Linked DNA regions of Homo sapiens: region 2 is linked to region 1. The links are chromatin contacts, found by Hi-C or POLR2A ChIA-PET in ENCODE. All regions are on one chromosome and are shown on one strand. The core of a region is the stretch at or near the end of the contact, and the rest is flanking DNA. Distances in the headings are between cores, read along the strand shown.

What was found. Hi-C counts contacts between places; a loop is a spot of excess contacts on that map. ChIA-PET counts read pairs that join two places held with the same protein, here RNA polymerase II (POLR2A). Pooled maps may share reads with other maps.
Region 2: a loop to region 1 is called in a map of GM12878, with 3 times the contacts of the local background. The contact joins two enhancer-like sites. A Hi-C loop is called at or near these places in 7 of 168 maps with a recorded cell type or tissue (CD14-positive monocyte, GM12878, IMR-90 and 4 more), 36 of 37 single-sample maps with no recorded cell type and 9 of 50 pooled maps. POLR2A ChIA-PET finds 5 or more read pairs at or near these places in 5 of 52 experiments (AG04450, HepG2, IMR-90 and 2 more).

What each region holds. Positions count from the first base shown.
Region 1 is chr3:159,959,807-159,966,476 of GRCh38, forward strand. All of the region lies in intron 9 of IL12A-AS1 (IL12A antisense RNA 1), which reads right to left. Among named protein-coding and RNA genes, the nearest start is that of IL12A, 26 kb to the right of the region's middle. RefSeq lists an enhancer at 4,354-4,633. Within about 2 kb of position 4,710, at least 4 of the 41 ENCODE cell types and tissues checked have a DNase peak (open chromatin) inside an H3K27ac peak, as active enhancers do; they include GM12878, where a contact is called at or near this core.
Region 2 is chr3:159,921,717-159,927,544 of GRCh38, forward strand. All of the region lies in intron 9 of IL12A-AS1 (IL12A antisense RNA 1), which reads right to left. Among named protein-coding and RNA genes, the nearest start is that of IL12A, 64 kb to the right of the region's middle. Within about 2 kb of position 1,400, at least 3 of the 41 ENCODE cell types and tissues checked have a DNase peak (open chromatin) inside an H3K27ac peak, as active enhancers do; they include GM12878, where a contact is called at or near this core.

The sequences.
Region 1 (6,670 bases), core at 3,460-5,959:
AAATCAGCTGACAATCTGGCCTTAAAGTACTTATATCTCCCTTCCCCCAGCTTCAACACTCTGCTCCAATCTAACCACCTATTCTCATGATCCTATTTGGACCTTGAAACCCTTTTTAAAATATTTTCTTTTAAAGCACAAAAAAATACAGACTAGTTATAGGAGAAACAGTGTAAATATTAACTTTTTAAAAAAGAAAGGAACAATATTTCACATTGCATGTCTGTATTAGAACATCTCATGTACCCCATAAATGTATGTACCTACTATGTACCCACAAAAAAATTTAAAAAACTAAAAAACAGGAAAAACGGAAAAAAATAAACTCACCCATGATCCACCCTACAGAAATAATAGAACACGGCTGAGCAAGTATGACGCCAGGAGTTTGGGTGCCTGGGAGAAAGATCAGACCAGTCAATCACAACATGGGCCTGTCCTGTCAGCCAAACCATGTGCGTTGGCACCGTGTGAAAATGTCTCTTGCAGATGAATTAATAGACAACAGAGTGTTTTGCTAGGGAAGGCCTTGCAGAGCAGGGGAAAGAACTCCCAGAAGGCCTGGGTTTGGTTCTGGACCCCGACATAAATCATCACTTTGACCTTAGCAAGTTGTCTCCTCTCTCTGGTTATATTCCCTCCTCTGTCTGACAAAAGGGTAGACTAACATTTTATCATCCAGAAGACCCACTGTATAAATTCATGGCCCTTGTGGTATTGTTGTGCATTTTTAATTAGCACTACTATGATGAACAGCATTTCATCATTTCTACTTTCTGTGCTCCCTTGACACCTCCATTTCCATTTCCAAAGGATATGGAAACAGCTCGCTTCACTTCAGATGTCAGTACGTATTAACAGCAGGGCACAGGAGATGCACATCTGAACTGGCAGAGATTAAATAACTGAGGCAGATAAAAAAGCTTTTTATGTTAATGTTCTTACATATCATTTATTGACAATCCAATCCTGTTTAATGCTTTTGAATCTCATTTTGGGGTTCGTCAGGAGCATGCTGGGACATTATTCACAAGCCATTTTATCCAGATTTCTTGATAAGCAAATGAAACACCTTTGGAGGCTGGCAGGTCAGCACTGGCCATATCAGAAGAATTCAGACTCTGTGTGTCTCTGTGTTTGATGTGGGGAGGGCCGATGCTTCCCTGGGTACTTGGTTCGGACAGCTCCCAGGCTCCGTACATGAGGAGGGTATGAACACTGTCTTCCCCTTACTGAGGCCCTCCAGCCCACTCATTTTTTTTACTCATAGGTTGCATGAATGATTGGCAAAGCTGATGACGGTGACAGCTCTGTAACAAGCATGGGAGACAGACACACTCCGTGGTCTCTGGGCACATGCATTCAAAAGCAGACATCACACACCACATGGTGAATAAGTGAAAGACCTTCAGACAGAATATTAAAATCCCAAGCAAATATGAAGCAGCCTTTATATAGTACATCCAGTCCAGGGTCAAGTAAATTTGTGCATGAAGAGAGATAGGAGCTGTGGGAATATGAGGTGTGGGGCCTCTGGAATGTGTGCGCCTGCAATCAGAGAGCATCTGGCCCATATTAACCTACACTGCAATGGTTAATGTAGAAATCTATTAGAAAATGGATGAGGTATTATTATTGCATTTGATTTCAGATTTCTTCATAGTTAATGAAAGAGCATATAGCACAGATGTTAAGAACCCAAGCTCTGGAATTAAGCACAAATCTTACCTCTATGAACTACACTTTCCTCAAGCCTAATGGGGACAATAATAATACCCCCTACCTAAGATAAATGTGAAAATTAAATGATAAAACTGCAAATAAAATACTGAATATAGTGCCTAGCATATCCAGGAAACTTACTAGTTATAAGCTATTATCACTGTTTTTATATTTGGTTATAGATGAATTCCTTTTCAGCTAAAGATAAAGGTTTAGAGATTGAAGCTTCCTTGGATTCCCACCCATCCAACAAACATATTTATAAGATTACTTTCAACATTATTATTGTTCAACATTATTGTTGTTTATTATAAAGGTGAGTTTCTTAATTTTAAAAAATTCTACCTATTTTAATCTTTATTTTTATTTTCATTATTTTGTCCTGTGAGGTTACAAATTTTTTTTTATTCTATATACAGCACAATTAACCCTTGAACAATGTGTACATGGATCTTTCTCTCAGTCGAAAATCTGCATATAACTTTTGCATATAACTCCCCAAAAACTTAGCTACTAATAGCCTACTGTTGACTGGAAGCCTTACTGAAAACATAAAACAATCAATTAACATATATTTTGTATGTCATATGTATTATATATTCTTAACATAAGCTAGAGAAAAGAAAATCTTGGCCAGGTGTGGTGGCTCATGTCTATAATCCCAGGAAGGACTGTCTTGAGACCAGGAGTTCAAGACCGGCCTGAGCAACATAGCAAGACTCCATTTCTATAAAAAAAAAAAAAAAATTTAATTAGCTAAGTATGGTGGTGCGTGCCTGTAGTCTAGTCTTAGCTACTCTGGAGGCTGAGGTGGGAGGATCACTTGAGCCCAGGAGTTCAAGGTTACAATTAGCTATATTCACACCACTGTACTCCAGCCTGGGCAACAGAACAAGACCCATCTCCAAAAAAAAAAAGAAAAAAAATGTTATTGAGAAAATTATATGGAAGCCAAGCACAGTGGCTCACACCTGTAATCCCAGTACTTTAGAAGGCTGAGGTGGACGAATCTCTTGAACCCAGGAGTTCGAGACTAACCATGGGAAAACATTGTCTCTACAAAAAATAGAAAAATTAGCAGGCATAGTGACATGCATCTGTAGTCCCAGCTACTCAGGAGGCTGAGGTAGGAGAATCACCTGAGCCTGGGGAAGTTGAGGCTGCAGTGAGCCATGACTCCACCACTGCACTTCAGCCTGGGCTACAGACTGAGACCTTATCCCAAAAAAAAAAAAGGAAGAAAATCAAAATCATATGGAAGAAAAAATACATTTACAACACTGCACTCTATTGACACCACAGGTTTACATTGTCTGTATATGAGGTGAATGATCTGCCTAAAATGGCAGGCAACCGCAGCTGCAGACCTCAATCTGTGGTTCAGATCAAGCAATTCAATTTTTCTTTGCAACATCATGACTTTTCTCCACTTCTTGGGAGCACTTCCAGCATCACTAGTAGCACTTTATATGAGTCTCATGGTGTTATTCCAGGTTTACATTATTGCACTAAACAGGAAAAATACAGGAGAACTGGGAGAGATCACTTTCTACTGCAATCCACAATTTACTGGAGAAATGAACTGCTCACTTGGAGATGATTAGCATCACAGTGGCATTTTAAGCAGATACTTGCAACACTTGAGCTCACTGCAATAGTAACAAGAGGCGGCTACAAAATTGTTACAGTAGTACAGTATTACAGTATTGTTGCAGTTAATTTATGCAGTTATGATAGAATATTGCATCTTTACATTTGTTTACATTTCTCTCAACTGCAAATAGTGCCATGTACAGTCTGTGTTTGTGTGGGTGGTTTTCTTTTTTTTTTTTTTTCTTTTGAGACAGGGTCTTGCTCTGTCACCCAGGCTGGAATGCAGTGGCAGGATCATGGCTCACTGTAGACTAGAACTCCTGGGCTCAAGCCATCCTCCTACCTCCGCCTCCTGAGTAGCCAGGCATAGTCCCATTTTAACATTTTATAATAGATTTCTGAATATTTTATGGTAGTAAATGATAGACTAGTGTCTGTGTATATTTTATGCATTTGTGACATACCTTTTTCTTAATTTTAGAACTACTTCTAGGCTACACAGTTCATCTGCAAGTTTTTACAAATTGTTGCAAATCTCCAAAAAGTTTTCAAATATATTTATTTTTAAAATTCGCATATAGGTGGATGCTTACAGTTCAAACTGATGTTGTTCAAGGGTCAACTGTATTTAAAAGTTCTTGTAGAAATTTATATGTGGTCTTACTCATTTCCTTAGTTTATCATTTGTGAAGTAGGTAGCACATAATAATGTGTTTCTTCAGAATAGTTACTTGTCATGTGTCAAAATTATTTTTTAAAAGTATAAACTTATACATAAATATTAGTGTGGTTATTTTCAGTAAAGTCATTTTTTTCTTTCAATAATTCTGTGGATACAAAAATTTAAGGCCATAGGCAGTAAAACTCATAGTCGGAAAGGGCTATCAATCTTCAGGTAGCCTGAAGGATGTGGCATATTGTCAGTGCTTAATAATAATATATCTTATCATTAACATTGACCTTTTTCGTGGCCTCTGGAGTTTTATATGCCTTGTCTAGAAGTTGTACCAATTTGCGGAGATAGTTGTGCAAAGTACTTGAATGTGGAAGCCATAGATGCTCACAGCATCGTCACTGAGGACCTTACACAAATAGATCGGAGGTAGACCAATTCCGGGATTAGTTAATTCAGTCACAGATCATCAAGGGCCCAGTTTCTGCTTTCCATTCTGCTTTTCTCAGTGTGTCATCTTTATTCTCAGGCTGTTTGTCTTCCTAATAACTCCCCATCCAAACATGAGAATGTCCAGAAAGAGAGGGGGTAACTGGCTTAGGTGTTCTTTCTAAATTTGCTTCCATAAAAGAAAAGGATTTCACTTTCTTCTCTCCACATACACATAGCCCTTCTCAGTACCCTATCTCCCCAACAGAGTCATATCACAATTCTACTAGAGACATATTCAGTATTTACATTCTGATGACATCTTAGACATTAGTCAGAAATGAGTCAGAGGCGATACTAGTATTTATATTCCCTTTCCTGTACAGCTTTGTGGGGTTTTTTAAAGTTAATAATTACTAATTTTATTTTTAAACATACTTTCTATTGTGTCAATCACAAAGTCTCTGTGGATCATCTTAATTCCTCTTAAGGTGTTTAGAAGCGTCAGGTATTCATAAAATCAAAGCCCTGAAGAATTTTCTCTTGGAGACCTCTGACCTCTTGACCTCTGATCTGAACCGGCATTTGGGGGTCTTTCTTTTCTTCTTTTTCTTTTTCTTTTTTTTTTTTTTTTCAAGACAGGGTCCCACTCTGTTGCCCAGGCAGGAGTGCAGTGGCACAATCACAATTCACTGCAGCCTCGATATCCTGGGCTCAAGTGATCCTCCCACTTCAGCCTCCTGAGTAGCCGAGGCCACATGTGCATACCACTACGCCCCGCTAATTTTTTATTTTTTGTAGAGATGGGGCTACATCACCCAGGCTGGTTTTGAACTCCTGGGTTCAAGCCATCCTCTCACCTCAGACTCCCAAAGTGGTAAGATTACAGGTGTGAGCCACTGCACCTGGCCTAAGGTCTTTCTTTAACATCAGTCTAGATATGCTCTTTCCCTCACTCTTCTTTTAGCTCTTCTCTTTCTTGGTTGACTCCCCAGTTTTGTGGATGCACCCACCAATAGCCTTCCTAAGAAAGAATGAATCAGAGGTAAATTTACGATATTTTGCAAATGCCTATCCTCATTTGATTAATAACTTGGTAGGTCGAAAACTAAAGGTTGGAAATTATTCTGTTCCTATATTTTGGAGACATTTCTTCATTTTCTTTTAGTTTCCAGTTTTGCTGTTGGACAATCCAGAACTGTTCTGATTCATGATCCTTTTCTACATAAGTTGTTTTCTTTTCTCCCTAGACATTTGTAGGATCTTATCTATGTCCCCTGTGTTGTGGAATTTTGTGAGAATATGTATGAATCTATTTTCTTTTCTTTTCTTTTCTTTTCTTTTCTTTTTTTTTTTTTGAGTCAGAGTCTCGCTCTGTCACACAGGCTGGAGCGCAGTGGCGCCATCTTGGCTCACTGCAACCTCCACCTCCTGAGTTCAAGAGATTCTCCTGCCTCAGCCTCCCAAGTAGCTGAGACTACAGCCGCCCGCCACCACACCTGGCTAATTTTTGTATTTTTAGTAGAGATGGGGTTTCACCACCTTGGCCAAGATGGTCTCCATCTCTTGACCTCATGATCCACCTGCTTCGGCCTCCCAAAGTGCTAGGATTACAGGCATGAGCCACCGTGCCCGGCAGAGTCTATTTTCATCTATGTTGATGGCCACTCAGTAGACTCTTTCAATTTCCTTTAGTTCTGGGAAATTTTGTCAAATGATTTCATTGATTATTTCGTCTCCATTTTTTTTTTAGTTCCACATTATAAATCTTCTTTAAATTACCAATTTAATGAGCAAAAAATAAAAATGTTTAAAGTTTCAATTTTCGTTTCTCTTTGGTAATTAATGATGTTGAGTAGATTTCCATGTCTTTACTATTTTTATTTCCTATGTTAGTTATCAATTTGTACTCTATTACATTTTCTTCTTGTCTAGTAGGACTATACTTAAACCAACATTGCTACAAACAGCCTACTTTTAAGTAAAAATTCTTCAGCCATTATTAAAAGTAAAACAAGTAGAAACAAATAAAGAAAACAGTTTGTGTAATCCCACTACCCAACGATATCCAGCTACAGTAGATATTTTGGTGTTTTCTTCTATCCTTTTTTTCTATGCATATGATTTTGGATGGTGTTATCTGACAATGTTGTGATCATCTTATTGGTACAATTACATGCCTCACAATTCTATTTATCTATTTATTTATTTAATTAAATTTATTTATTTTGAGACGGAGTCTCCCTCTGTCAC
Region 2 (5,828 bases), core at 150-2,649, 41 kb before region 1:
TAGCCCCATCTTTAAATGTCATCACATTTGAGATTAGGCCTTCAATATATGAATTTGGGAGAGGGGAGAAATTCAGTCCACAGCAGAGATTGTTAATGACCGTTGAGACAGAAACTTCAGAAGAGTAGGAGGAGCAGAAACAGACGGTAATGATAGGGAATGGGTGGCAGTAGCCACCTATATTTTTAGCACTTTGTGCCTGGAATATAGTAAAACCTTAATAGATATTAGTTAAATGACTGACCGCTTAGTAGGATTCTCTGAACTTTCACCTGCACCCTTCCTAACTTGGTTGTTACACCTTATCTTGAGTTTCTTCCGCATTCTGCATCCTGCTTCCAAAATCCCTCTGGACTAACTTTGTTTTAAATTTCATAGTTGTTCTAAAGGAAGCACTTGAGGATCATGCCCCCAGTGGAGAGCAGCCAGCCCTGGTCTCTGAAGCTGGGTGTCACATGAGGAAGACCAAGTCTGAAGAATACTATACTAAAAATCTATAGATCATAAATGTGATCATGGATCACAGATCTCAAGTTCCAGAATGCTTTGGAAGGATATTTCAGGGATACGAACTCAAAATATTTTCAGGAGCTGGGGAAATAAAGTAACTGAGTGGACCCAGCTGCATGTAAAGCAATGAGGAGTGTTGATGACTGTGTTAAACTGGGTGTTCCCCAGGTCTAAATGGGGCAGTGAAATGCTGATGCATGCAACTACTCAGTTCCAGCTAACTGTTGCCACAAAGGATCACTGTCCCAGGTTTTCTTATTTCCCAAGAGAAGACATAATCTCAAATTATTATGGAAAACTGCCCAATTGTTAGTGTTACCAATTAGTTCAAATTAGTTGTGGGAGTTCAACAGAGGACACTTGCCCTGAGACAGTTGAGCCAAATAAGACTCGCAAGTTGCTTGTGGTGGTTCCTGCCTTAGATTTTACAAGAAGTTAATTGAAGATAAGTAAAGTTCTACTGCTACAAAATAAGTAGTAAAATGAGGAACCTCATTAACCCGTAGGACACAATTAGGGGTGAGAATAAAAATAAGCTTCCCATAAAGTTTCACTAAATTCATGCAAGGCATAACCAAAATTAGAATTGTCGAGGTTATTCAGAGATGTAAGACACATCCCTAAGTGCTGAAGAAGGTCACACAGGCTATTGACAACACAGCCTTTCATGGCCCCATCAGAACAAACCTTGATGAGGAATGGACAAGAGAATGACAGTATCACCAGTCAACTCAGATCCAGGCTCTCACTGGGAGTGGGAAGGTGAGGGGTGGGGTGTGATGGGTAAGGGGAGTCAGGAAAAAGAGAATGGGTTCTGTTTCCTTGGCCTCGCAAAGCTTCAGTTTCCTCATTTATACAGCAAGGGGGCTGGGCCTGAGATGCTCTCTCAAGTCCCTTCCATGCTGCAGCTTGCACTCAAGCATGGTCTGGTTTTGTTTCTGTTCCCCTACTGTGACACAGTGCTGTTTTCTAACCAGCAGGAGCATGCAACACCTCTTGGACTCGATGAAAGCTGTCGCCACAGGTTTCAACCAGTCAGTACTCTGAAAGAGCATCTTGGGGGAAAAAAAGCGTGTCAGACATTCATCTTCATAACCAGAAAGTGAAGTCTCGCAAAGGAAAAAGACAAGACTAAAGGGAATAAACCATCGTTGTGTGGGCTTTTTCTTCCACTCAGCATCTCTTCCCTTATTAAAATGAGAGGGATAACTTAAGAAAAAAATTCGTGCTCTGGAGGATTAAATTGCACTCATTTATTCATTCATTCTACAAATATTTCTCGAATGCCTACACACTCCAGCCCCGTTCTAGGCTTGGGGGCCACCACAGTAGAAAGACTGGCATGCTGACATTCTTCCAGGACAAGACAGACATCAAATAGCTAAGCAGAAAGACCAAATTCAGACTATAAAGATTTTTTTAGGCTGGATGAGGTGGCTCACGCCTATAATCCCAGCACTTTGGGAGGCCAAGGTGGGTCGATCACCTCAGGTCAGGAGTTCAAGACCACCCTGGCCAACATGGTGAAAACCCGTCCCTACTAAAAAAAATACAAAACTTAGCCTGGCATGTTGGTGGGCTCCTATAATCCTAGCTACTCAGGAGGCTGAGGCAGGAGAATCTCTTGAACCCAGGAGGCGGAGGTTGCAGTGAGCCGAGATCATGCCATTGCACTCTAGGCTGGGCAACAAAAGCAAGACTCCATCTCAAAAAAAAAATAGGTTTCTATAAAATAAGCTATGAAGGAAAGTCACAGGGTGCTGTGATAAGAAATAACCTGAGGAGGTCTGCAGATAGCCTCCATGAAAACGATATTTAAGCTGGAAAGTGGAGAAGGAGCAAGCAGGTCATAGAACTGCTCAGGGAAGGGCTGGAAATAGGAAGTGCAAAGTCTTGAGTCACAGAGAGCTTGGCAAGTTCTAGAAAGGGTCAGAAGGCCTGTTGGCTAGAGCCTGCTGACAAGGGAACGAGTGGACTGGCCTGAGATGGCTGAAGAGGCAGCCAGGACTCGCGTGGCCATCGTAAGGAGTTTGGATTGTATTCCATGGGCAATGAAATTCCAAGAGCTGCTGAAAGGGGTTTAAGAAGGGGACAGCCAGGTGCAGTGGCTACGCCTATAATCCTAACACCTAGGGAGACCTAGGCAGAAGGTTCACTGGAGGCCAGCCTGGGCAATGTAGCAAGACCACTTCTTTACAAAAGATTTAAAAATTAGCCAGGTTTGGTGCTGCATGCCTATAGTCCCAGCTACTCAGACGGCTGCAGTGGGAGGATCATTTGAGCCCAAGAAGTCAAGGCTTCAGTGAGCTATGATCATGCCACTGCACTTCAGCCTGAGCAGCAGAGCAAAACCCTGTCTCAGAAAAAAAAAAAAAAGTTTTTGTTTTTAAAAAGGAACTCCTGGCTTCTTAATGGTGTCATCAGGATTTCAACCCAGACAATCTGGCTCTGTGCTCTGTGTCCCATGCATACCTCCTCAAGTTATTCTTTATCACAGACAGTATCAGATTTTTCCAAAGATCCCCTGGCTTCTGTGTGGAGATTAGATTGCAGGGAGGCAGGAAGACTCCTTCCTGAGTAGGAAGCAGACACAGTTGTCCAGGCCAGAGATGATGGATATGGAGAGAAGCAAATGGGCTCAGGAGCCATCTGAGAGACCATACTGATGGATTGGATGTACATGGTACAGGAAGAGCAGAAATCAAGGATGACCCTTAGATTTTTGACCTGAGACGCAGACATTTGTAGGTACCATTTACTGAGATGAAGAAGGCTGGAGAAGGAGTGGATTCAAAGAAGAAAAAATGGTTACTCCAGGAAGTAAATGACTGGGCTTGGGAACCACTGCCCTAGAGGAAGCTCCTGCACACAATGTCCCATGTCACAGTGCTGGCCATGTCACTGCTCTGCCCAAAACACATCCATCACTTTTCAATGCCACTGAGACAAAATACTGAGCATGGAGTTTAAAGTGCTTTAAACTGGGCCCTTCTCGAGTCTCCAGCCTCCTCTCCTTCTACTTCCTACACACATTCTACCCTCTTTCTATTATTATCATTAATCTTATGTCATTCCACATTATTTGCATTTCCTTGAATATGCCTTTCTCTCCTTACAACTTTTAGCCTTTCAACACATTGTCCTTCCCTAGAACATCCTTCCCTTCTCATCCATTTGCTGAATTCAATTCAACTCCACTCAAAGCTGATACTCCTTCTTAGAGGCCTTTCTGGATTCCTCCAGGCCGAGTTGGGTGTGTTTTCTAACAGAGGTAGCATGATGCTAATTTACAGCACAGAGTCAGATTGTCTGGGTTCAAACCCTGACCACATGACTAAGCCTCCAGGAGTTCCTCAAGATTAGAGACAATAGCTGAATCAACTTTGTACCACCCCAAAGGGCCCAGGACTGTGTTTGGCACATAGTAAGTACTCAGAGTTGAGAATGAATGAATATGTGCCTGAAAGTTGCTTGGTGATGATTCTGTACAGAGGCATAAAAGATTTTCTTCACTGTTCATGCTAGGCTTAGAATCCCCAAACCAAGTTCTCAAATCCTCCCCTAAACTGAAAGTATCCTCCCTGGAGATATACATCAGACATTGCTGAATATCTCAAATGAGAAGCAATTACACTTATTTCCCTCCAGTGCTTTCCCTTCTTTAGAAGAATTTCCCTCTTATGAGCCTGGCATCTACCTTGTCTTGCCTTCCTGGATGCCTCATCCATGCACAAGCTGAGCTCCCTGAGGTGTTAATAGCTGGGCCGGCCGGCTCCCTGGGTCCTTCAGCTCTGTCTCCAGTTCCCAGTAACAATGGCATCAGCCTGCGATCTCGGAGCCATAATGACTTCTAACCCACATGTATGTTCTCCAGGTTTCTTCCTTATTCAGCCATCTAAAAGGTCTCACTTTAGTCTGGAGATTCATGCCGCATACTAGGAGGCAGAGGGGAAAGAAAAATTTGCAGTCCAAAGACCTGAGTTCAAACTAGCCAGCAGATCTTGAGCAATTGCTCTGAATCAAATCTCCAAAATGGGCATAAGAAAGGTTCCTGCCCTGCAGGGGCATTCTGTGTATGGGAAGGTATGTTAAAACGACTTTGAAAACTAAACATTTTCATGTCAAAAGATGAAATTTGGCATCCTGAGAAGGTATTTAGTGATGCTCCCATTCATTCTCTCAATATTGTAAGTACTTTATCAACTAGATAAAGTTGATTAAAATCAATTGTCTGGCATGGCGTGTGTGTGCTCTGTGCCATGGCACACAGTAGAGAAGAGCAGGGCTGGATTCATACTCAGGTCTTTGGGTCTAAGTCCACCTGTTTTTCCATTCTGCTGGACAGCTGGTTTCCAGGTCAGCAGGAAGCAAGCATTCCTGCTCAGGAGGGCAGGCCATAGTGTATGGTGACTTCCTCTGCATATTCCTCTACTCTTGGTCTCCCAAACCCTAGTTTCCCCCCTTTTCTTCAGGGCTTTGGTGCTCCTCAAGACCACAAATCCATCTGTTAAGATGGGGGCGGTCTTTTCTTCTTCCTGAAGGCTTTGGCCCCTGGGCCGAGGCAAGCCCGTATTCATTGCTTCATAACAGTTATTTATACCTCTTCATGGGATTCTCATCCATGCACCACCCATTCAAAATTTCCTGATTAGAGACCAGCCAGTAGCAGTGGTTCACACGTGTAATCCCAGCACTTTGAAGGCCAAGGCAGGAAGACCACTTCGGGTCAGGAGTTTGAGATAAGCCTAAGCAGCATAGCAAGACCCTGTCTCTACAAAAATAAAAATAAAAATTAGCCAGGCATGGTGGTGTGTGCCTGGCATGGTGGTGTAGTCCCAGCTACTCAGGAAACTGAAGCAGGAAAATCTCCTGAGCCCAGGGGTTGGAGGTTCCATTGAACTATGATCATATCACCGAACTCCAGCCTGGGCAACAGGGTGAGACCCCGTTTCTAAAAAACCGACCAACAATAACAACAACATTTTCTGAGTACCTATTATGTGCCAGGTGCTGTCTCAGGTACTTTGGTCACACCAGAATTGAGCCAGGTACAAGTACAGTCCCTAACCTTGAGAACTACCAGCTGGTCTGTGGTGAAGTCAGGATTTGAACCCAGGCAGGTTGTGAGTTTTACATCAAAAGGGTTCTTCGAGTTCATTGAGTCCAATCCTCTCATTTTATAGATGAAAATGCTGCTTCAGTATTGTAAATATTTACAGTATTCTAAGGACTTTGAAACTATGAGATACGTACAAAGGAAGAAAGAGAGGCAAAGAACTTTTAAGTAGCTTGCCTAGGATTGCATAGCCAGGCATAAA